3 separate regions of the Homo sapiens genome follow, and regions 1 and 2 are each linked to region 3. Evidence: read pairs that join two places in POLR2A ChIA-PET (ENCODE). Cell type or tissue: PC-9. All regions are shown on one strand. Each heading gives the region's core, and the rest is flanking DNA. Links, peaks and the distances in the headings are about the cores only. Region 1 has its middle 41 kb from the start of MIR1302-6. Region 2 overlaps LOC107986772 (a long non-coding RNA gene). Region 3 has its middle 74 kb from the start of LINC02889.

Region 1 (8,403 bases), core at 1,579-6,578, 450 kb before region 3:
GCAAGAACAAATATTCTGCAGAGGTGTGTGTGCTTCTTTGTTTATTTCAGCAGTAGCTATTAGAGTCATGGTTCTCTCCCATCAACAGGCCAACAGTATGATCCATCCCCTTATGACTATATTGACTGATTTAAAATCTGATCTGCACATGTATAAAGATGACCACTTTAAAAATCTAGAAATACATAAATTTATGAAGTTATCATAAGACACAGGAGCAGCTTGCTCTCATAATTAAAATACAGGAAATATAGATGTTAAGCTCAGCTTCACACTGATTCACTATGGTGTAACGTTGGGTATATCAGTGTACCTGCCGCCTCCTTCCTAAAATGAGAACAATATGTCACCCTACTTATCTCTCAAATGTTTTGAGGAATCACCAAAAAGTGTAAGAATTATAATAACAAACTGGGAAACAATTGTATATATCTGCAGATGCATGCAATAAAAATTAAGTATGATGTCTATTGAAAGCAAAAGGCTTCAAGCAGTAAGAGCCCCCACCAACTTAAACAGTAATACAAATTGTATTTTAAAACAAACAAAAAAAAACCAATGAAGCAAAAATAAAAAGCCACATTTGGATGTAATAACAAAAAATGTCCATAACTACAATATTTCACTAATGAGAAGGTACAGATGCTACATACAGAAGGATTTTATGATGTCCATATGTTTCTCAAATGACTCTCCTTGTTAGCTATTTCTCCACATCTCTATTTAAGAATAACCTGCACCTTCCCCACTGAGTGTGTACAAATTATAATGTAATATGTTGTAATATTTAAACAAATTCAAAAAAGAAGTAATTCTAATAAAAAGAAAGGAAAGCTACATAAACCTAGATGTAGATATTAATAAAAATCTGAATTCTGGTGTCATTCAAATTAGTTAATTAAATAGGTTTATATCTGGTCAGCTGGCCTTAAGATTCAAAACTCCTAAACCTCAAATAGAATTCATCTATATCTTAAATATATAATTATTTATATATAGTGGCAATAACTTCATAAAACAACTCTTTCTACCATAATAACGGTTATGCTTAATTTGGTCACCAAACAATCACAAAAATCTATAAGCATGTATAAAATTACCTTTTAATTGCAAAAGAGCCATCATTATTTCTACAAAAGACAGCACTTTAATGTGCTAAACACTCTCTAGTCAGAGTGCTGGTCTGACTCTCCAATAAAGGCCAGCCCAACAGGCTGAACTGCAGAAAGAAAGAAACAGGAAGATCAAGGTTAAAAAAAAAAATCTGTCTCCTACCCATAAACTGGTATTTAATTTAAAACTCCTTAACTTCCTTCTGCACAACCTTATGTGCATCTAACCGTGTCCATTTTGTAGTAAAGATTATCAATTCACTAGCACAGCTAAGAAAGCATCTCTCTCCCTCTGGCTGGCAGTTTATCAAAGGTCAGACAGGATTGCCACCTTACATGCATCTGTTTAATAGCTAAAACATATATGAAAACACTAGCTTTTTCCCACACAGAAAATGGCATATTCTAAGAAAATGCTGCTCTTCTTCAAATGTGCCCCATTCAAACAAAATGGATGAGAATAAATTACAAGCAAGTTTTACAACTGACTAAATTATGTTGTTTTGGAAATATAATATTCTTATTAGCCATTTTAAACATAAATGGTTTCCAGAAGGAACATCAGTAATTTGATGTTTGGGGAATTAAATTGGTCCAAACTGGAACAGTGGTTTAAAAGGATAAGGAAGACTAATTATCTGTGGTAAAAGGCAAATATATTAAACAACAAATTTTCAGTCACAATAATTTCCATAATAAAAATCAAAAGTACGAAAAAGAAGGTCAAAAGATATCTTTTAAACATGATTGCTGATTTCTTAAATGCAACTTATTCTGTGCTGTTTTTAATTACAGGATTAGAAAGATTTCTGGGGCATCAGAAAACATCCAGGCCTTTTCAAATGTCATAAGGTTTTCTTTTGGGAGATTTTCAATGTTTTTTTCCTTTAATATGGGTTTTCTATGTACGTACTCCCTTTTTCCAGATTTCGACAGTGCCTGCAAGATTTGAAAACATGACAGTGCTCTGAATACTTGTAATTCCTAAATCTTACTCCTTATGAGAAATCTCAGCACAGCAAGAGTATTTAGTTGTATATGCATTGTTATACCATTTGGGGAGAAAAAAATTAACTCTTCGCTTTCTTTTCTGGTAGAAGTTAAACTTTTTAAGCCTTTCTTACCCCTTTCCCATATTTTACACACACACATACACACCCCACATACATGAAATAATGAATATATGTAGATATCTCATTTCTTATAGGATTTCAAAATGCTACAGTTACTTAAAGCTGAAAGTTCCTTTTAGGAGATTACACACACCTCCCTGGAAGAAAAAACAATTGACAGATCTTCCTGAAATTGGAGCACAGGAGACTCACTAGAGAATTCTCCAAGTCCACATCACAGGAACTGCATCCTCAGCTCTCCGTTGCAGGCCACCTCTCCTGACAACCGCGCCTCGGATCTGGAGAGAGCTCAGTCCCGCTCTGTCACATCACAGACACACAGGCCTGACACCAGCACCTCTCATTGCGGACAAGGGGATAACGGCTTCAAAGCCAAACAAACGCAGCCTGCTAGGCGCTCAGGGAACGCCCCCGTCCTCCGTTCCCTCTAGTCCCCACTGTGACACCCTCGTATGGCATCTAATTAACCAGTTTACCTTAATAAGCTTACGATTCATCACTCTCCTTCCACTAGTCAAGGAACTGCTTTATCTCCCATCCCATCCCCCAGCCTCCTGAACTTTTCTTAAAACCCAGGATTCTGATGTATTGACTTAAAACTGAAGTCCTCCACGAAACATCAAAGGTACCCCCCAATAAGCGTTGCTCCCCTCAAGCAACACGTTGCCAGTACAAACTTTTCATTCATAGCTCGGCTCCAACATAAACTGGGTGTGTTTGGGGGCGGGAGAGAATCACGCCACCGACCGCTCGCCTCAGTTTGCCTAGCCAAATGTCAGGGTCTGCATGCCACAAAGATGACCTAGCACCCAACTTCTGACGAAGGTTCCCTTAAACCCACCGGTCTCCGGGCTGCGAGATGCAAGGCAAGTGGCATCAGAGTCCGGACTGAGATGCTGTTAACCTGCGGAACCCGAGAAGGGAATACCGCGGCGCATCCTGAGGACCGGTGGCCCCCAATTCCCAGGGCTTTCCTCAAGCACCAGCCGGGGACTCTGCCGTGGTGCCACTCACCTCCGCCCGCTCCTGCTGAGGCTATCGCGCCCTCCTTCGCTCCGCGCTGGCGACCTCTTAACTTCTCCCCCTTCTCCAAACAGCCATCTTTCGAGGAGGAGAAGAGAATGGTGAGGCAGAAGCAAAAAGGGAATGAAAGTTGACTCGGGGGCCGCCGCTGCTCCTCCAGCCGAGATTTACCGGCCGCGGCGGGCGCTAGAGGAGGAGACCGCGGCGAAAGCGGCGAGAGCGGCGGGCGCGGCGCGGCCGGCTCGGTGCGCGCTGCGCGATGTGCGGGACGCGCCGCCGCCGCCGCCGCCGCCGCCGCCGCGCGGGGGGGGCTCGGGAGGGCGGCAGCGGGCGGCTGCGAGCTGCGAGCTGAGCGGGCGGCGGCGCGCGGAGAATTTGCTAAAAATAGCACTTCTTGGGGAGGGAAGTAGGGGACGGAGGTGGGAGGAGAGGCTCGGCCGGGAGCCCCAGCGCCGCGGAGGCTGGGCGGGGCTGGGTGGGGATAGGAGGAAGGACCCGCGGCGAGAGCGCGGGCCCAGGCGCTGGAGACCCGCAGGGCGGGCCGGGAGGCGCGGGCCGGAGGGGATTACGGACGCGGGAACACCTGGGCGCGCGGCCGACGCGCTGGGAAGGACGCGCGGGAGGCGGGAGGGCAGCGAGGACATCCCGGGGTGGAGCGGAAAAGGGCTCTGGGCTGCACCAGCGTTTTTTTTCCCCCCCAGGGGAAGGACCAGGGAACCTAAGACGACTTGGGATTTCTGAAGCGAGACATGCCCACGCGAGGCGCGGGGTGATGGTCAGGCGGCGGCCGTGACAGAGAACGGTGCTGGGGAGAAGCCAGGCCGCTGCCTCGCCCTCTCGCGCCCCCCGTGGCTCGGGGAGCCCCGGCCGCTCAGGTGCGCGCCACGCAGCGCCAGCCCGCCCCAGCTGAACGACTTCTTTTAAAGAGGAGGTAGCATTGTGGGGCGGTACCTGGAACGTCCCCACAGATGCGTGGAGCTTGAAGAATCATTCAAGGGAATTTTAAGAGAAAAAAATGCTACATTTGGGGTTTGTCAAATGGGAAACGTGAGGGAATATGGTGACTGCTGTTGGAAACATGACTTAGGTATGCCGCGTTTTAAGGCTGAACAGAGAGGACCATTCGCTCTGAAACCAACCCTGAAAGAAGGCAAGCAGAGTTAGAAGGGCCGAGAATTAACGAGGTGATCTCCTTCAGTGGTTAGTATTCTTACCTTGGGGATTTTTTTTCTGCTATAAATGAAGTCTATACTAGCATCACTAGTAGCTGTAGATTCCTTTATGAAGTGTACAACAATAAAATATTTTTTTAAGTGTAATCCTAAACATACTTGGCTAAAGCTAACAGTTGATCACTCAAAGAGGCTAATATTTATGGTGTATGTAATTTGACCATCAAACGAATTAAAGCTGGTGTCTCTGCTTTCATATTTATGGTTTTCCTCTACGTCAGCTAAAACACAGCTAAGCTTATAGATTAATTATATGGATGGAAAGATCAAGAAAGACCTAACCCAGTACCCTCATTTTTAGAGGAGAGAACTCGGATCCATGGGAGTAGTGTGATTTGCCCAAGGTCTCACAGTGGCAGAGTTAAGATTAAAATTTAGGATTAGGGCCTAGGCCCGGTAGCTCAAGCCTATAACCCCAGTACTTTGGGAAGCCGAGGCTGGAGGATTGCTTGAGCCCAGGAATTCGAGACCACGCTGGGCAACAAAGTGAAACCCCCATTTCAAACAAACAAACAAAAACCTCAGGAATAAAGCCAGACTACCAATTTCATAACAGCAAGATAACTCGAGAAAAGGAGTGGTATGGTAGCTGTACTTTTAAAATAGTTCAGCATTCTTAGGAGGATAAAAGTGTATGATGGCTAGATTTATCCCTCACTTTGCTCTAATCAGGAATTCACGCTGCAGGAGTGGTCAGCTAGCTTTAAATAAAAATTTAAAAATAAAAAATAATAAAGATACTCCAAAGGCTGTTGGTGCTAGAGCTTCTGCTTAACTTTCTATCCACACTGAGGATTCTGTTCGTTAGCATGACGAATCGTAGTAATGGGTTCTCATTTCATGGATGAAATTGATGATATTGACTCAAGTAGAGATATTTCTGATTTGTATATATGCCAGATATAACTATCTAGTGACCTTTCACCCTTTACCTTTCAAAATGGAGTTAAGAAATGGTCAAGTGTCCAGCCTTTAAGTTTTTGGAGGGTTTTTTTTGTTTGTTTGTTTTGGTTTTGGTTTTTGTGGGGGTTTTTTGTTTTGTTTTGTTTTGTTTTGTATTTTGAGACAGGGTCTTGTTCTGTCACCCAGGCTGGAGTGCAGCTGTACCATCAGGGCTCACTCTAGCCTTGACCGGGGCACAAGTGATCCTCTAGCCTCCCAAGTAGTATCTGGGACTAACTTTTTTAGAGACGAGGCCTTACTTTAGTGTCTAGGCTGATTTTTTTTTTTTTTTTTTTTTAATGATTCTGTTTGCCTACCATTGACTTTAAGGGGAAAATTCTCCCTCTATTGTCTCTCAAGAAACCTTTCATGTAAAGTATGGCTGAAGCACATAAAAGGAAATGCCCCTGGGATTTCACTGGGTATCTAAAACAGATTTTGTGTAATAAAGATGTATATGGCAAAATTTGAATTGAAACTTATTTTCACCTTTTAGGGTGGTGATACCAGGCATAGTTAACCTTCACTTAAGTCTAATTATTTAAGTATCCCATGTCCAGGTCATTTCACAAATGGGAGCAGTCTTCCTCATCATTCTGCTAGACATTTGAATGCTGACTTTGAGTAAGATACATGCTGCGTGCTACTAGAGACTCAAATTTTTAAATTACGATTTAGTTGAAAAGATAATTTATCTTAAAAGTTTTGGTTGGGTTGGCATGTTCTCTGTTCAAACCTATATTATTGCATATATGACACTATATTATAATTTTTTCCTGGTTTTAGTCTCTTGTCAACTGAGCTCTAAGAGGACAAAGATAACTCATTCACATTTTTTGTAGTTTTTTAATAGACTATTTTTCAAAACAGTTTTAGATTTACAGAGAAATTCAGAAGATAGTACAGTGAGCCTTGAACAACACAGGGGTTAGGAGAGCAGACCCCCTGCAAAGTTGAAAATCCACATATAACTTTTGACTCTTTAAAAACTACTAATAGCCTACTGCTGACCAGAAGCCTTCCCAAAACATCAACAATTAACACACATTTTGTATGCTATATGTATTATATACTGTGTTCAAACAATAGTCTAGAGAAAAGAAAATTTTATTATGAAAATCATAAGGAAAATATATTTATTATTCATTAAGTAGAAGTAAATCATCATAAATGTCTTCATCCTCTTCATCTTCACGCTGAATAAGCTGAAGAGGAAGAGGAAACGTTTGTCTTGTGTCTCAAGGGTGGTTGAGGTGAAAGAAAATGTGCATGTAAGTGTATCCATGTAGTTCAATCCTGTGTTATTCAATGGCCAACTGTATAGAGAACAATATACATGCATACACACATACACACATACACACACACACACACACACACAATTTCTCCTGCTATTCTCATCTTTCTTTAGTATGATACATTTTCTACAATTAGTGAACTGGTATTGGTACATTATTAACTGAGGTCCGTAGTTTATCAGATTTCTTTTTGTTAGCTTTTACTAATGTGCTCTTTCTGTTTAAGGATCCCATCTAGGAGACCACAATATATTTAGTGATCATGTCTTTTTAGGCTTCTGGCTGTGGCACTTCCTCAGACTTTCTTTGTTTTTTATGACCATGACAGTTTTGAGGAATCCCAGTCAGATATTTTGTAGGATGCCCCTCTGTAGTAATTTGTCTGATATTTTTCTCATGGTAAAAATAAAGTGATGGATTTTGGAAAAGAAGATTATAAAGTTCTATTTTCATTACATTATATCAAGGGTATATACTAGGCAACATGGTTTGTCCCTGTTGATGACGATCTTAATCGCCTGGCTGAGGTAATGTTTGTCAGGTTTCTCCACTGTAAATTTACTCTTTTTCCTCCCCTTTACATACTGTATTCTCTGAGAGGAAGTCATTATGCGCAGCCCACACTTACGGAGCAAAGATATGACCTCTTCTTTTAGGGCAGAGTATCTACATAATTTATTTGGAAGTGTTAGTCATTCACTTTTTATTTCCAAAGATCAGCACAGAGCCCTCAACATAGTAGGTTCTTACTACATGTGACGTGCAAGAATAGGATTAAACGGAATTTTTCCCCTCAAGAAAGTTTATAGGATCTGGATGTCAGCAAAATGGTGAATAAGACTTTCCAGTGCTTGTACTCCTGCAGAAACATCAATCTGAACAACTATACATGCACAAAAATACACCCCCAGGCCATCTGCTGTGGTCCTATACACCAGTGAACCCACAGTTCGGGCCTGCTTCAGCAGACCTTGGGTCTAGGCCTATCCTGGTAGACCCCAAGCTCCAGGCTAGCTTTCATGGCTTCAAGTACCAAGCCAACACCCATGATCCTTGGCTCCAGGATATAACCCAGAGACTCAGAATCCAGTAGACCCCAATGTTAGGCCAGACCTCATGGACTGAGACTCCAGAACCAAACCTGCCGACCCAGGCTACAGACTGGCCATAGTGGACCCAGGACCTAGGCCTGCTCCTGCAGACTCAGCCACAGGGCCACCCCAGTGCCAGACCAGTTTCCAGCCCCATCTTAGTGCCTGCCCATCCCCTGCAGATTGAAGCTCAAAGCACACAGCAGTAACAGGTCAGTCCCTATAGACCCAGGATTGGGGCAGGATCCCATGGACACAGGCTGTAGGAACACCCTCATGAACACAGGCTCCAGGGCCACCCCCGTGGACTCAATCAACATGTCCACCCCAGTGGATGCAGACCGCAGGTACAACCCCATAGACCTGGGCACTGGGGCAGCCTCCCTGGGAAATCCAGCAGTAACTCTACCTGTGAACCACACCAGAAAGCATGCCAGAATCTCTAGACAGACTGACTGGTAAAAGTTTTTCCAGATAAAGTGTGTCTGCAAAGATTTTAATAAGTCCCTATTTATTCAAATTAACAGACACCAATACATACCGATAAGGTTCAAGAAAAATCAGGGAAACGA
Region 2 (8,403 bases), core at 1,082-6,081, 520 kb after region 3:
CAATGTTGTAAAAATATAAGTTTTTTTCAAGTTGATCAAATCATGCAACATATATTTCAGCACTTTTGTTGCAAGTTAAGAGATTGATTCTAAAATATATATAAAAATGAAAAGGGCCAATAATAGCCAGGACAAACTGGAAGAAGAAAATAAATCTGGAGAAATTGTACTATCAGTATGCTAGACTTACTGTAAAGCTATGGGAATTAAGATGGTTTAGTTCAGGAGGAAGGACCGGCAAAGAGAACAGAGGGGCAGAGTTGAAAATCCAGAAACAAATTCATTTATGTATGTATATATGTCATATATGATATATAGATATATATGTATATCTATATATCATATAGATCTATATGATATAGATATATATCTATATATCATATCGATCTATATGATATAGATACATATAGCACATATCATATATGATATATATGATATAGATACATATAGCATATATTATATATGATATAGATACATATAGCATATATTATATATGATATATATGATATGTATAGATATATGTATCTATATCATATATTTCATATATTGATATATATTTATATATCGCATATAGCTATATATAACAGGTTCAATCATTTTATGACAAAGTGATACTATGGTGCAGCTGGGAAAAAAGTCTTTTACAGAAAAGATGGACTTTTCAATAGGCATGCCGGATCATCCAAATATCTATGTAAAAAATAAATTTTGATCCCTGCCTCACAACATACAAACCAGTCAATTCCAGATGGATTATAGATCTAAATGTGAAATATAAAACACTAAAGCTTTTCTAGGGAAACATAGGAGAATATCTTTATGAACTTGAGGTAGGAAAGGAGTTAGCACTCTGTATCTCTAGATTCTTTATTCATGGATTCAACCAACTGCATACTAAAAAGTTTTTTTAAAAAAATTGTTTCTGGTCTGAATATGAACAGACTATTTTTCTTGTCATTATTCCCTAAACAATACAGTATAACAACTATTTACATAGCATTTATATTGTATTCAGTATTATAAGTAATCTACAGATGATTTAAAGTATATGGCAGGATATGCATAAGATATATGCAAACACTATGCAATTTTATATCGGGGACTTGAGCATTTGCAATTTTCGGTATCTTCAGGAGGTCCTAGAACCCATCACCCATGAATTCTGAAGGATAAATGCATTTCATAAATAGCATTTGTGAACCCTGAATATCTAAGACAGGTCTCAGTTAATTTATGAATTTTATTTTGCCAAGGTTGAGGAGACATGCCTGTGACACAACCTCAGGAGGTTCTGATGACATGTGCCTGAGATGATAGGGGCACAGCTTGGTTTTATACATTTTAGGGAGACATGAGACCTCAATCAATTTGTAGGATGTCCATTAGTTCAGTCCAGAAAGGGGGCACCACTTGAGGTGAAGGTGGGACAACTCGAAGTGGGGAGGAGGCTTCCAAGTCACAATGGTTGCATTCTTTTGAGTTTCTGATTAGCCTGTCCAAATAAAGCAATCAGATATGCATTTATCTCAGTGAGCAGGCGGGTGACTTTGATAGAATGGGAGACAGGTTTTACCTAAGCAGTTCCCAGCTTGACTTTTCTCTTTAGCTTAGTGATTTGGGGGCCCCAAGATTTATTTTCCTTTCACATTCCCCACTCGATACCTTTTTTAAAAAAATCTTTGGGAGAAAGCATTTTAGGAGAAAATGAGTCTATGGTCTCAGGTTTCATCTGATCTCTCATGGCTAGAATGGTTTATTCCTAGACAGGTAGGTCCTGAGTTATTAGGAAAGTCCATTTTTAGCAGGTTGTGAAGTCTCATGTCCTATGAAGAGAAAATAGGAGGAGAAAAGGAGAAAAACAACAAGAAACAAAAGAACGATTCTGGAAAATTGAGATAGGCCACATTACTCTGAAGTCCATACATCAGTAGGCAGGTATGAAAGGGGCTTATGTAAGTAAATAGTTTGCTGTTACTTTCTTCTGAAGTTTAAGTTGTCTAGCTTCAGTTGCAGGGCTTTATGAAAGCACAGCTTAGTTTTCAGTGACTCCAAATTAGGAAATATCAGGAGAAAAAGAAGGAAAAAAATTGAAAACATTATTTTGAAGACTTGTAGCCAAGAAAAATTAGAGTTTGCTCCAATCTGTAGAAAATAAAAAAAATTGAAAAACGTTAGGCAAGACTAGAATCTAACAACAGGTGTACTATGGTTTTTGAAACATATTTTTTCTCTCTCCAGTTTCCCATTTTTATTAAAGACAAATCATGGTTGGACTGATTTGCTTTCTTATACTTGGCCTGATTATTTGTATACAGTGTGGCAAGAATAATGATTTTTTTACATTGGCTTTTAAATTGGCTTTGATGGAACTTTATTCCATAGAAGGAATCTCAGGTAAGACTTTTTTAAAGCCGAGCCCAGCCATGGATTTGTACCGTCAAATACCTATGAGTTGGGGAATTCCTCTCCATGTGAGGTTCCAAGATAAACTTGGGTCTCCTGGGCCTGTTAGAAAGTGACAATCTTTTCTTACCACAGGTCAGGAATGATGTGTAAGGACTGTGTAGACAAGGCATGAGGCCAGTTTTCCCAAGGGGCTTTTATTTGCTGTATAAGTCAATTGATTCCTTAAAGAAAAGCACACCATCCCAGTCAAAGCCTTAGTAAAATAATCAGTTTCTCCAATTGTGTCCTGTTATAAATGAGAACAAATTCTTATTGTACTTATGCAAATAACTGTTTTGCCATAAGTTAAGAATAATCCCAGTTTCCAAATTCTCAAGAAATCAGGTAGAAAGAAACAAATATGTTCTAAATTTTGCTCATAGGAGTATACAAATTTGTTAAAAGCTGTCAATAGCTCAAAAGAAAAGTTTCCTTGACTCTGAAAAAAAGTGAAACAAAGGATCAGCAATGTTTTAAGCAAAAAGTCAAAAAGATTACTCAATCTTTATTAGTTCAGTCCATGTAATTAATTCCTGTTCTGCTTGATATTCATGAACATTTCAGTTCTCCATGAGCCCAGAAAGTTTTTCTTCTATTCTGATGTCACAGTCTCCAAAGTTATCAGAAACTTGTGTTCAAGAGCACCAACAGGTGCTCTTGAGTTTTATGCTGATTATAAAACTACCTTCTAAAGTGGATCAAAACAAGACAATAATTGTCATGGATGACAAAAAGTTTTAGAGCAGCCAGAGTCAAAGACACAATTGATAAGGAAATTTGTTACCTCTGTGGCATGCAATAATTTAACATAACAATTATAATTATTACTGATAATGTACAATACATCATATCAGAATTATACAATTTTCCCATAATTTTGGAACACATATCAATAATATATTTATACAAATCAGCCCAAAGAAAACCAAACACCAGTTCATATTTGACAAGGCCTGCCATATAATTTTTATACCAAATAAGCCAAATTATGTCAGTTCTGGACTTCAGGGAACCTAATATCTTAAAGGATTAATTAGGTAAGAAAAAGATATAATTTATAATTTGATTTTGGAAAGTTCATCAAATATCAAAGGCTTAAAACACTTGGTATCACACTTCATTGTAAAATAAGTAATTCATTTGACCAAAGTGATAAAGTCAAGGATTTTTTTAAAAGGTGAAAAGCTTCATTCTTTGAGAGAAGAGACTTAGTTTTCCAAACAATAAGCCCCAATAAAAACAGCATGAAGCCAATTAAATTGGTTTTTCAAAATTTTATAATTTATAAAATTCCAATTTTGACCATAAAATATAAGTTCCAGAAGCCTTTTATAACCTTCATAACCTTTATTAGATGTCAGTTAATGCTTCAAGAAAACCTTCTTAAGCTGACAAAGGGGTCCATATGCTGGTCTTGCATCAGTGTGCCCTTGACATTAATAATTAAATTATAGAGAAACTGAACTTACTTTATCTCTCAAAATCGGCCCCTACAACCTCACACACCTACCTCTTCTGCAATAGTTCCTGAGTCTTGAGGAGTTGAATAGCTTTAATTTCTTGCCTTGTGCCTCAGGAATGCAGTTTATTTTTATTGGCATCTTCTACTAGGCCCGAAGATGATTAAAACTTACATAAGCAAACATCATTCTGCCTTGGGCTGGGTTTATAGTTTTGTGATCCTTATGTCACATTTTGACACCTTATAGTATTTGGCAGGGATAAGTATGAAATTGCTTGATTAATAAATGCAAACAAAAATCTATGCTGGCAATTCTTAAGACATTTCTAACATTACTTTACCAATAATTGTAAAATTTACATCATAAGGTATGGAGAGAAAAATTCTGCTGTGGTAAGGGGAAGTTAAAATGGATTTAATTACCAATTAAACATAAAATTATAGAAATTTTATAAAAGCCTTTTAAACACACACACACACACACACACACACACACACACACACACACACACACACACAAAGATCCTATAGCTTTTATTTCAGAACTTTAGCCATGAGGTAAATACAAATTCACTAGCTTGCAAACAAAAAACCTGTTGGATCCAAACAGTGGTTTTTATCTTAATAGAAAAATAACAGCAGATTTAAAGCATACAGAAAAGAAAATAGAGAAAAAAGAGAACTTAGGAACTCTATAGTTTGGAGACTGACCTTAGGGATCTTTTTCTTTAATGTAAATGTGTTCGAAGACCATATTACTTTCGTTTTACATAAACTCTGGCAAGTAGACGTGACATAAAACCTATGGAGTGCTCTAAAGGGGGTCATTCTCCTTGTTTTCTCCTCAATACTTAGATTATTTGTTTCCACTTTTTTTCTTAAAAGGAAGAACTGAGCTGTGACCTAGGGTTTTTATATGGTGGACTGATGTGTGCTGCTTGTGGGCAAGTCATTTCCACCCTCTTACGTGTCTCAGTTTCTCTCTCCAGAAATCTATGACCTATGAGAGGGCTCAAAACACTGGGTGATCATCCCTTATATGCTTTTCCTGGATGAGCCTTTTTAAAAATGAATTTTGTTGGGGATTTCCCTGCAGGGCCACTGGGGATCAACCTCCCAGACACTCCTACAGGGCCCCCAGTCACCCAAGGGCACCTTTCAGCTGAGAAGAGCAAATGCCCTTTTTCTTCAGAGCTGTGAAAATGCAGTCTCACATTTACCTATGAAAACAACAGTTCAGTTTCTCATGCAAATGCACATAGACAAGACTAATTGAGATTAATGTTGGGAGAAAAAGCAATAGAGAAGACCCCTTAGGATGCATCTCCAAACTAGAATTAAGATCCTTAAACAACTTCCAAGGAGAAAAAAAATAAATAACAACAGCCAAGACCACTCCCTGTAAACTGCTCAGCCATCCCTAACTTTGTAGCTCCCTTTTACCATTACACACGCCAAGGTCAAATCCTCTCCCAATACAAGGTAATCTCTGGTACCCAAGCCAAAGAGATCAGGTCATGCAATACAGGAAAACAGAGCTTTAGACCTAAGAAGATTCTGCCCATGACTCTTGAAACTACACAAAGAAAACAAAATACCCCAAAACAGGTGAGTGGCACCTTTGCTCTGATTTCTTGAAAGGGGTTCAAGTCATTAGAAGTCTTCTCTAGATGTTTTTGGCACTGCAGATGGCAAAATAGGAAGGAGGTATAGGGTGGAAGAAAAGTAAATAAAAGAACATTTGTTTTTTTGTTTGTTTATTAAGATAGGAAGCAAACACGGAAAACAAGCACATGGTTTTTTGGTTTTCGGTTTTTTCCCTCTTTTGCAGATGTGAGGAATTTTAGCCAAATTAGAGAGGTTTTGTTACCCACAATTTGGAATTCTCATTTGGATTTGACCAAGTCAGGTAGAGTTTGTCAAATCTGATGGAATAAAGATGGAACCACCATCAACACCAAATAACTCAACAATATGATCACTGAGTGCTATAACGGTAAGGAGAAATTAAGACAACCAGTTGTTAAACTTTAGCAAAGACAAAACCCCAATTCATCTACTTAACTAGGAATGGGTCTCAGGCTGAAGACAGCTTTTTACCATCCTAGAAGCAGGGAAAAAAAAAAAAAAAAAAAAAAAACCTCAAACATCTCGAACTTGTCTTCCCTGACAGGAGTGAGTTCACACTCCATAAAGGAGTTACCTGCCTTCCATCATCATGGAAGCAGGAAATCTTGCCTTCCTTGTTGGAAGCAAGTAAAACTCCAGAAAAGGAGAGTTGTACAGCAAAATAAACTTTAGATCTTGACCAAATTTTTGGAGGTCAGGGATTCTCTGAAGGGGGTGTTCCTAGACCTGAGCAAATTATCCTATTGGTTTGAGCCATAAAGTTAGCTCATGCTGGTACCAAGCACTGGTAGCAGATTTGTCAAAGATCAGGGGCATCTCCATTCAGAATCCCTTCATGGTTGCCAAAATGTGAACCCTGAATATCTAAGACAGGTCCCAGTTAATTTAGAAAGTTTATTTTGCCAAGGTTGAGAACTTGCTCCTATGACACCGCCTCAGGAGGTCCCGACAACATGTGCCCAAGGTGGTAGGGGCACAGCTTGGTTTTATACATTTTAGGGAGACATGAGACCTCAATCAGTATGTGTAAGATGTCCATTGGTTCAGTTCGGAAAGGTGGGACAACTCGAGGCAACGGTGGGACAACTCAAAATGGGGAGGGGCCTTCCACGTCATAGGTAGATAAGAGACATACTGCATTCTTTTGAGTTTCTGATGAGCCTCTCCAAATGAGGCAATCAGATATGCGTTTATCTCAGTGAGCAGAGGGGTGACTTTGAATAGAAAGGGAGGCAGGTTTACCCTAAGCAGTTCCCAGCTTGACTTTTCCCTTTAGCTTAGTGATTTGGGGGCCCCAGGATTTATTTTCCTTTCACACATTCTAAAAGGGTTAAATAAAAGAGAATGATTAATTGGACTATGCTAAAATGATACTATAATTTCTGTTCTTCAAAAGACACTGCGATGGTTAATATTAGGTGTCAACTTGATTGGATTGAAGGATGCCTGGATAGCTGTTAAAGTATTGTTTCTGGGTGAGTTTGTGAGGGTGTTGCCAGAAGAGATTAACATTTGAGTTGGGGGATTGGGAGAGGAAGTCCCACTCTCAGTGTGGGTGGCCACCATCCAATCAGCTGCCAACTTGGCTAGAAGAAAGCAGGTGGAAGAAGGTGGGATAAGCTGGTTTGCTGAGTTTTCTGGCTTTCATCTTTCTCCCATGCTGGATGCTTCCTGCCCTTGAACATCAGACTTTAGGTTCTTCAGCCTTTGGACTCTTGGACTTACAGCAGTAGTTTTCTGGGGGCTCTTGGGCCTTTGGGCACAGGATGGAGGCTGCACTGTTGGCTTCCTATCTCCTCAGCTTGCAGACAGCCTATCATGAGACCTCACATTGTGATCCTGTGAGTCAATTCTCCTTAATAAACTCCCTTTCAGATAAACAATATCCTATTAGTTCTGACCCTCTGGAGAACCCTGACTATTCATACACCATTAAGAAACTAAACTATATAGTGCATATAAAGTTTTTTTAATAAATGCATTGTGAAAGAATGTATAAAGAAGATAAAAATAACTCCTACAAATCAATAAGAAAAATGTAAACAACATAATAGGTGGGCAAAAGACTAGAAAAGGCAATTCACAAAAAAAACTATCTAAATAGCCCCAAAATATATACAAAGGTGTGTTAGTAGTCATCATGATAGGCAATACCAAATGTTGGAGAGGATATTAATCAAATGGAACTCCTATTGTTAGCAGAAATTACTAAAGCTTCTAGCTAAAGACACATATCCGATGATCCCACAATTTCATTCTTAGAAATGTATTCGACAGGACACCTGTGTTTACCAAAAGACAATGACAACATTCATGTCTGCAATAGAATAATAGCTCGAAACTGGAAATATCCAAATGTCTATAATAGTAGAATGGACATAAAAATTATGGTATACTGACACAATACATTACTGCTTAGCAATGAGAATAAATGAACAATAACTACAGTTAAAAACATGGATGGATCCCATACACATACTTGAAGTGAAAGAATCAGATACAAAACAGTACTTATAGGAAGATTTTACTCAATTAAAAAAATTCAGAACAGTAATTTATCCTTGGGTATTAATTATTGGAAGCGGGAGAAAGGAGTTTTCTGGATTCAGATAATAGTCTGTTTCTTCATCTGGTTGCTTGTGCCACACAGATGTCATTTTGTGAAGTAAACAGAACAAGCTGTACACATAGGATTTGTATATTTTCTGTATTTATTCTACATGCCAATAATAAGCTAACTTAAAGGTATTTTCCAAGGATCTATATTCAAGTGATTTTATATACTGATATTCGTAGTGATTCACAGTTGAACATTTCTTTTGGAAACTCCTTTGGAAATATCCCAACTTTCAGTGAGGAACAGAAAC
Region 3 (8,403 bases), core at 1,143-6,142:
GAAGAACCTGCATTGCATTTTCCATAATGTCTGTACTAATTTACATTTTTACCAACAGTGTACAAGAGTTCTCTTTTTTCCACATCCTCGCCAATACTTATCTTTTGTGTTTTGATGATAATCATTCTAACAGGTGTGAGGCGATAGCTCACCACAGCCTTGATTTGTATTTCCCTCATGATTAGTGATGTTGAGCACCCTTTCATATACCTCTTGGCCATTTATATATCTTCCTTTGAGAAATGTCTTTTCAGGTTCTTTGCTCATTTTAGAATCAGGTTATTTGATTTTTAAGTTATTTTCTGATGAGTTGTCTGGGTTCTTAAATATTTTGGATTTGAACTGCTTATCAGATATATGGCTTGCAAATATTTTCTCCCATTCCAGAAGTTATCTTTACACTCTGTTTGTATTCTTTGCTCTGAAGAAGGTTTGTCTTTTGATGCAATCTCACTTGTCTATTTTTGTTGCCTATGCTTTCATTGTCATATCCAAAAAAATTATTGCCCAGACCGCTTTCAAGTAGCTTTTCCTCTATGTTTTCTTTTAGTAGTTTTAGGGTTTCAGATCTTACATTTTTGTCTTTAGTCCATTTCGAGTTTATTTTCTTATATGGTGTGAGATAAAGTTCCAATTTTATTCTTCTGCATGTGGATTTCCAGCCCTCCCTTTGATGAATTTTTAGTATTACTGTTCGTTAAAAATATTTATTTACAGTTCAATAATCCAAGCCAGTTTTACTCCAATTTCTGTTTCTTTTTAAATTCAAGTATAGTTTTATTTAATAATTCTACTAAAATCACATATAGTGTGATCCTTCTCATATACCATCATATCTACCTGTGTCTAAAGCTGCCCAGAGATGTCTGGAATTGTATTCATCAAAGATAGCATGAGCGAATCCAGAAAGGAGGATATGGGCGATTTATTGCTTTCTTTCTTTGTAATTTTCTACATAGCTTGATTTAAAAAAAATTAAAAAGACATGTTTTTTAAAAAACAATAAAATCATAGCTTAAAAAGAATCTCATCCACTTGCCAACTCATTTTGAAGCTCTTTTTATAAGTGAAATTGCATCTTGTCCTTTTTATCATTCTATGTAATTTGTTGTCAGGACTAGTTCCTTATCAAGCTAAGTTTTAAGTTTTCATCCAGCTACATTTGCAAGTAAACAAGTTTTCTGAGGGCAGATATTTTGTCTTTTCTGTTTATAGCTCTACCCCAGTACTTGGATCACTGCCTAGGTGCATATTAGGGCCTCAGAAAACATTTTTTGAAGACTAAGTGGATGAAGAACTTTGAGCACCTTTGATAGGAAGTCTTATGGTAGTAAATCCACATATTTATGACTAGCTGATTTTTAACAAAGGTGCCAAGAGCATACATTTGGGAAAAGACAGTCTTTTTCAATAAATGGTCATGGGAAATTGGATATCTATATGCAGAAGAATGAAACTAGACCCCTATCACTTACCATATATAAAAATCAACTCAAAATGGATTATAGACTTAAACATAAGACCTAAACTATGAAACTACTACAAGAAAACATAGAAAAAATGCTTCAGGACATTGGTCTGGGTAAAAATGTTTTTGATGAGACCTCAAAAGCACAGGTAACAAAAGCAAAAATAGATAAGTGAGACTGTCAAACTATACAGCTTCTGCACAGCAAAGGAAACAACAGAATGAAGAGACAACTTACAGGATGGGAGAAAATAGCTGCAAACTATTCACAGATAGGGGATTAATATTCCCTGTGTTGATTAATATCCAGAATATATAAGGAACTCAATAGCAAAAAAAAAAAAAAAACCCAAACAATCCAATTTAAAAATGGGCAAATGATTTGAATAGACATTTCTCAAGAGAAGACCTACAAATGGCCAACAGGTATAAGAAAAAATGTTCAACATCACGAATCATCATGGAAATGCAAATCAAAGCCACAGTGAGATATCATCTCACCTCAGTTAAAATAGCTATAATCAATAAGATAAATAAAAGACATACTGGCAAAGATGCGGAGAAAGAGGAATTCATATACTGTTAGTGGGAGTGAAAATTAGTGCAGTCATTATAAAATACAGTATGGAGGATCCTTAAAAACTAAAAATAGGGTTACCATATGATCTAGCAATCCCAGTACTGAGTATATATCCCAATGAAAGGAAATCAGTGTGTTGAAGTGATATCCACATTCTCATATTTATTGCAGCACTATTCACAGTAGCAAAGATATGGAATCTAAGTGTCCATCAGTGAATGAATGGATAAAGAAAATGTGGTAAATACACAGAAAGGAGTATTATTCAGCCATAAAAAAGAATAAAATCCTGTCATTTGCAGCAACATGGATGAACCTGGAGGACATTATGTTAAGTGAAATAAGCCAGGCACAGAAAGACAAATACCACATGTTATCTGAGATTTGGGAGCTAAAAAAGTTGATCTCATAGTCGAGAGTAGAATAGTGATTACAGAGGCTGGGAAAGGTAAAGGGGAGGAGGAATAGGGAGAGGTTGATTAAAAAGTACAAAATTATACTTAGATAGAAAGAATAAGTTCTAGTGTCTATAGAACACAATAGTGTTCTATAACACATAGTTAACAATAATTTATTATACATTTCAAAATAGATAAAAGAATTTTGAATGTTCTGAAGACAAAGAGATAAGTGTCTGAGGAGATGGGCATGCCAATTATCCTGATTTTATAATTATACATTGTATACATATATCACAACATCACTTGTACCCCATAAATATGTACAATTGTTATGTGTCAATTAAAAAGTCTTCCCGTAGCAAAAAGTATCTTTTCCCATAGCAAAAAGTATGAGAAGTACATAAATGTTACTAAGAATTTGTTTTGCCTTTTTGAAAGAGCTCAAGATACCTGATAACTTTTTTTTTTCTAAGAGAAGTTTTATAGGCTGGGCACGGTAGCTCATGCTTGTAATCTCAACACTTTGAGAGGCCAAGGTGGGCAGATTGCTTGATCCCAGGAGTTCAAGACCAGCCTGGGCAACATGGTGACATCCTACCTCTACCAAAAATATATACAAAAATTAGCTGGGCATGGTGGTGCATACCTGTAGACCTAGCTACTTGGGAAGCTGAGGTGGGAGGATAAATAGAACCCCAGAGGCAGAGGTTACTGTGAGCTAAGATTGCACCACTGCACTCCAGCCTGGGTAACAGAGTGAGACCCTGTCTCAAAAAAAAAAAAAAAAAATAGAAAAGTTTTATGAGGCAGATATTAGGCCTGTGTTACCAAAAATTTTGTTGTGTAACTGTCCTTGGTTGTTCCTCAATTCCAGTGCTGCTGACCAGTGTAAAATGGGTGTGGATCACATCTATTGCTTCTTCAAAGAAGCAGTATGGGAAAACAATGACTCACACTGTAGTGATAAATGGGAATGACAACACAGATCAACAATGTCTGAGCTATTGGTAAACCTAACTGAGAGGTACAAAGAGAGGCAAGGGAGTCCTCCTATGCCTCTTGTACCGAGGGTTGGGCTGCCTGGGCCAATTGATAAAGCAGTTCCCAGCAATGCAGCTCTGACTTTGGAAGGACCCCTGCTCCTTGCCTCCTTTTATTCCCTAGGCTTTAGGTTCTAGGGACTCAATCAGTGTCCCTTTTCTCTAGTAAGTCCAAGACTAGCTGTGGAGTAAGAACCACCTTCCTTGCTGCATACCCCATGGCATTCTTCCTGTTTCTTTGCTCCTCCAGAATTTTGGATGCAAGAAAATGTGCTAGTTCAAAGTTTGCTTTACAGGTTAGACAGACTTAGGTTTGAAGCTTTTGCCCATTCATAGGCTTGGACAAGGCACCCAACATCTTTAAAACCTCTGTTTATCTATAATAGTACCTACCTGTAGTATTATTGCACACTATTAAATAAAATATCCATGTAAAGCACTTGACAAAGTGTCTAGCAAACAGGAAGCACACAGCAAGAGTTAGCTAGTACAACTGCTATTGTTACGATGTTATTTGTTTATATATTTGTCTCCTCTAGTAATGACCTTTTCCAGGACAGAGATGATATTTTAGTCATCTTCGTATCCCATTTGCCTAACAACCTAACTTGAGTATGAAAGTTGCTCAATAAATCTTTGACTAATAAATAACTGCACATGTTTATGTGTGTGTGTGTTTGTGTGTATGTGCACATATATAATATAGAAAGAGATGAAATGGTCTTTTGAAGCTCTAATTTGCTTACAAATATGGATAGCATTATTAAAATCATAAAAAGCCCTATTAAAACTCTGAATTAATTGTATTGGAGATTTTCGCTCACCATAATGGAAAGTTTTCCAAATTTAATTACTTTTGACCTCAAGAAATTTGGACCTTCAGAGCAAGACCTAGTTCCTAAAATAGGAGACCTCATATCTATGCCCTAGGAATGGACTAGGCTAATTTCAGATTAAACTGAAAGGAGAGGACCAAATGCTTTGGGATAGCTGATCCCTTAGGAGTGGGAAGAGAGGTGCTGCAGGTTACTCCTTGTTGGAGTCTCTGTTTCATGGTGTCAACTCATCACCAGGGTCGGTTTTTTCATAGTAGGGAACTTGAGTGATAACACTGGCACAAACTGGAGACTCAAGAAGGTGGAGTAGGAGAACCAGTTTCAGGCGGATGAAAATTTAGCTATTGATTATTTTCAGTTTTAGTGATATTGTATTTGAGTAGATGTGTTAAGATGCAAGCGATAATAATATAGAGCGCTGGGCACGGTGGCTCACACCTGTAATCCCAGCACTTTGGAAGGCCAGGTGGGTGGATCACCTGAGGTCAGGAGTTTGAGACCAGCCTGGCCAAAATGGTGAAACCTTGTCTTACTCAAAATACAAAATATAGCCGGTGGTGGCACCACCTGTCATCCCAGCTAATTGGGAGACTGAGGCAGGAGAATCCCTTGAACTCGGTAGGTGGAGGTTGCAGTGAACTGAGATCATGCCACTGCACTCCAGCCTGGGCGACAAGAGTGAAATTCCAACTCAAAAAAAAAAAAATTATGGAGCTTGAGGTAAGGCTGCCACACTCAATGCTATAAGCAATACCACAGGCTGAGAATTGAGAAAAGCTATGTGAAGACATTTGAAAGTGTTTGAAGTCATTCTTTCTGGATATCTGTTCATGTTGAGTGTGCATGTTATGCTGGTTAGTTGATAAAGAGCATCACATAGTCTAGTTAGGATGGAGCTTGTTCTGATAGCACGAATAAAATTGAGGAATTGAGAATACATTAGCAACAAGGTCTGCAGTAGATCTTTGTCTCCATACACAGGACAATGCCCAAATGAAGCCTCATCAGAACCGTTCACCAGCCTTGTTTCTGACCAGCAGTTTGCGAGAGAAGTCAGCTCCTGGGAATGTAACTGCTGACCTTTCATTTTCATTCACATGCAGAAACCATATTTAGCCATTTAAGAATTAAGAACTGGACACATTGGAGCCCACCACATATTCAAAAAGAGATGGTAAAAGGAAAAGGAGGTATACAATTATAGATAGAATTATGGCAAGAAAATATTTTGCAAAAAGTGGGGAACTAGTATGGAGAGAAGAACACAGCAGAGGAAGAGAGATGAAAGATGTTGAAGGAAGCAATGAGAAAGTAAGATCCAAGAAACATGAAGGAACAAGATGGAGAGATTGGGGGAGTCAGTGTGGAAAATGATACCATTTTTCTCTGAGCCTTGAGAGAAGGATGAAATGACACAAGGAGAGTCAAGGCTATTTGGCAATGAACAGGATATTTGAGAAATTAAGTCATGTTAAGGCTATACAATTGTGTATCAACAAGGTTACCATTTATTGAGTTGTTACCATGTGCCAGGCACTGCATTCACTTTAATTCTCATGCCAATCTTCCGGATAGATATGATTATCACCGTTTTATGGAGGAAGAGACTCCTGTTTAGGGAGTTTAAGTAATTTGCTCAAGGTTACACTGCAAGTAAGTAGGTGGCCTGAGCACACATATCTGCAGGACATCCTAACTTGCTTCTTTTTTGTGAATTATGAACATTTTTGAAACTCTGATGAGAACAGTTTTCTCCTCTGATAACAAATAAACCCAAAGGCACGTACCTACCACATTTGACATGCAGTTGCAGGAGATTGCCCTGAAACCCATCTGTGCACCCTTGTGGATGTGTTGACACTGGATTAAGAGCAATGAATCAATTTTTCAACAAAATAATCTTTAAATATGTATTAGTCTTCCAAGTCATCACAATGCTATTCAAATAACACTTTTGCGGCTCAAAATATTTTTGGAGCTCTAACTTCAGAATGGCCTCAGAATGCACTCACTGGCTACAAAAGAAAATCAATCCCAGTTATTTACTTCTGTTTCCCTCAAACAGTATTTATTGTCCTTCCTTGTCCATTATCCTTGTTTTCAAATGGCTTTTGGCTATTTTTAAAAATACAAGCCATTCTCAAAGGAATCCATCATTAAATAAATCCAAAGAATGTGCAAGAGGCTCAGAAAGAAACCCTAACAGGGCATTTGAGAAGGGATTATATCCGAGGTTAAAGCTTGGGATAAGAAACTCTGTTCTCAAATACAACCACATGATAGCTACACATACTATCTGTGGTTATTACTTTAACGATAGTAATTCGTATTTCCATGTATAAGGCAAGGTGTGCTTCTTAAAATATTAGAAAATATACTCCTAAATTTGATTATTATAAGTTACCAAGTAAAATTTACTGCTGCCAGATATTTTTTGATTATTGGAAATAGAACTTTGTCACTCATGTAGGTAAAATTTAGTGGCTTTTGCAAAGCCAGTCCTTCAGTGAACTATGTAGAAATAGTACACTTAGTCATTGCGCATTGACTTTTCTTATGTGTTTCCATAGTCCAGTTAATTTTCAATGCTTCTGAGGAGGTAGTAAATAATTATATCTAAATTAATAATTTTTAAAAATTGTTTTTTATGGCAGCTTTTGTATCACTCTCTTTTCTTCTAATGTCTAATTGAAATATATCTATTTTAAAAATTAATTTTGTTTTGGGAATATCATGTTACTTCTTAAATCATTGGAAATAGTTCTAGAACTGTTTTTCTCAGCTCATGTTTATCTCAACTATATTAGCTAGAAAATTGTTCTTTCTCTATGGTGCTTGGGAAACCAGGGGTCATATATATTGCACATAAATGTCAATCTATAGAAGGGTATGCTTAAAATTTCCACAATATCATCTTGTCCCCCCGCCCACTTAAATGACTAATAACTTTGGTGATATGTCTTTTTTAATCAACCTGATGAGATCCCCTTCTGGAAGGAGCTCTAGGGCTAAAAAATAAGTAGTACACTTCTCAAGTTATGGCAGAAAAGTTCTTGAGGTGATTATTTTCACTTTCTTCTTTTCTGCCCCACACACCTGCTCACAAGTTCTTAAGGCAACATAGCCCTGTCAAGTAACTAATGGTTGGGTCACTGATAGCATAGGTTGTGGTGTACACAAGTGATTCTCAAGACCAGGTGCTTGTTCTAATTCTATCACTTTCCTCTTCAGTGGAAATGGTCATACTGGTGTACTGTGATACTATTGTGGACAACAATTGGCTTAGGGATAAACAGTTGATGTCCTGCTGTATTTCCTCAGTACATTTAGTATAGATTCTTGCTTTTCAAAGTATGACCCAGGAAACAGCAGCATCAGCATGACCTGGAGAATTGTTAAAAATGCAGAATGTCAGGCCCCACCCCAGGCCTACTGAATCAGTATTTGCATTTTAATAATGCCTTCAGGTAAATTGTATACACGTCAGAGTTTTGGTAGCACTAATTTAGATGGGTCTATGTAAGCTCTATGCTTAGCAATTGCAGAAATTCCTTAGTTGCTGTATTTTGGGTGATGGATATTGATAAAAAACCAATGAACAAAAAAACACAAGCCGACTGAACAGACGCAATTCCATCTATTGCAAGTGATGGGTATAAATATGAAAAATTGTTAAATTTCAGATATTTGGCTTATTCACTTTTAGTCTTTGGAACTGGTTTTTTTTCCATTTCTAATTTCTTTTACTCTGAGTTTATGTTATGTTCTGGCTCATGTAGTAAAGCTGACTGAAACTCATCATCCAAACCATTTTCAATTTGCTTCTCCTGAGAGTAAGATTTTGTGGTTTTATCTCATTTGCAACCACTGTTCTTGTGAAATAATCTAGTTTTATCCCAAATCAGTAGCAAGGATTAAGGATACAACAAACTGACCAAAATATATTGTAAGCCCAAGATGCAGCCGCAGGTCTGTGTCAAAAACAAAATGCTGTGCCTAAAAATTAACCTTCCATTGGAGACTCTGCAGAACCCCAGCAAATTTAGCCGGAGCTCCAGATAGCACGCTATCGCCTCCT

The links. ChIA-PET counts read pairs that join two places held together with the same protein. Peaks named below come from ENCODE experiments on the same cell type or tissue, not always from the same donor. Only the 100,000 strongest peaks of a DNase experiment are listed, where the experiment ranks them.
Region 1: POLR2A ChIA-PET joins it to region 3 with 7 read pairs; 1 of 35 experiments calls an interaction of 5 or more read pairs at or near these places.
Region 2: POLR2A ChIA-PET joins it to region 3 with 10 read pairs; 1 of 35 experiments calls an interaction of 5 or more read pairs at or near these places.

Annotation. Positions count from the first base shown.
Region 1 is chr7:18,082,070-18,090,472 of GRCh38, reverse strand. It overlaps a transcript of HDAC9 not described here. Among named protein-coding and RNA genes, the nearest start is that of MIR1302-6, 41 kb to the left of the region's middle. RefSeq lists enhancers at 2,611-3,158, 3,159-3,707. In PC-9, for the core only: a CTCF peak has its summit at 4,231; no DNase peak of the experiment used is centred there; H3K4me3 peaks cover 1,480 bases; H3K27me3 peaks cover 951 bases.
Region 2 is chr7:17,104,861-17,113,263 of GRCh38, reverse strand. The region is part of intron 1 of LOC107986772 (a long non-coding RNA gene); the gene reads right to left. Among named protein-coding and RNA genes, the nearest start is that of AHR, 190 kb to the left of the region's middle. In PC-9, for the core only: no CTCF peak of the experiment used is centred there; a DNase peak (open chromatin) is centred at 4,053; H3K27ac peaks cover 502 bases.
Region 3 is chr7:17,628,259-17,636,661 of GRCh38, reverse strand. No RefSeq gene overlaps it. Among named protein-coding and RNA genes, the nearest start is that of LINC02889, 74 kb to the right of the region's middle. In PC-9, for the core only: no CTCF peak of the experiment used is centred there; a DNase peak (open chromatin) is centred at 3,381.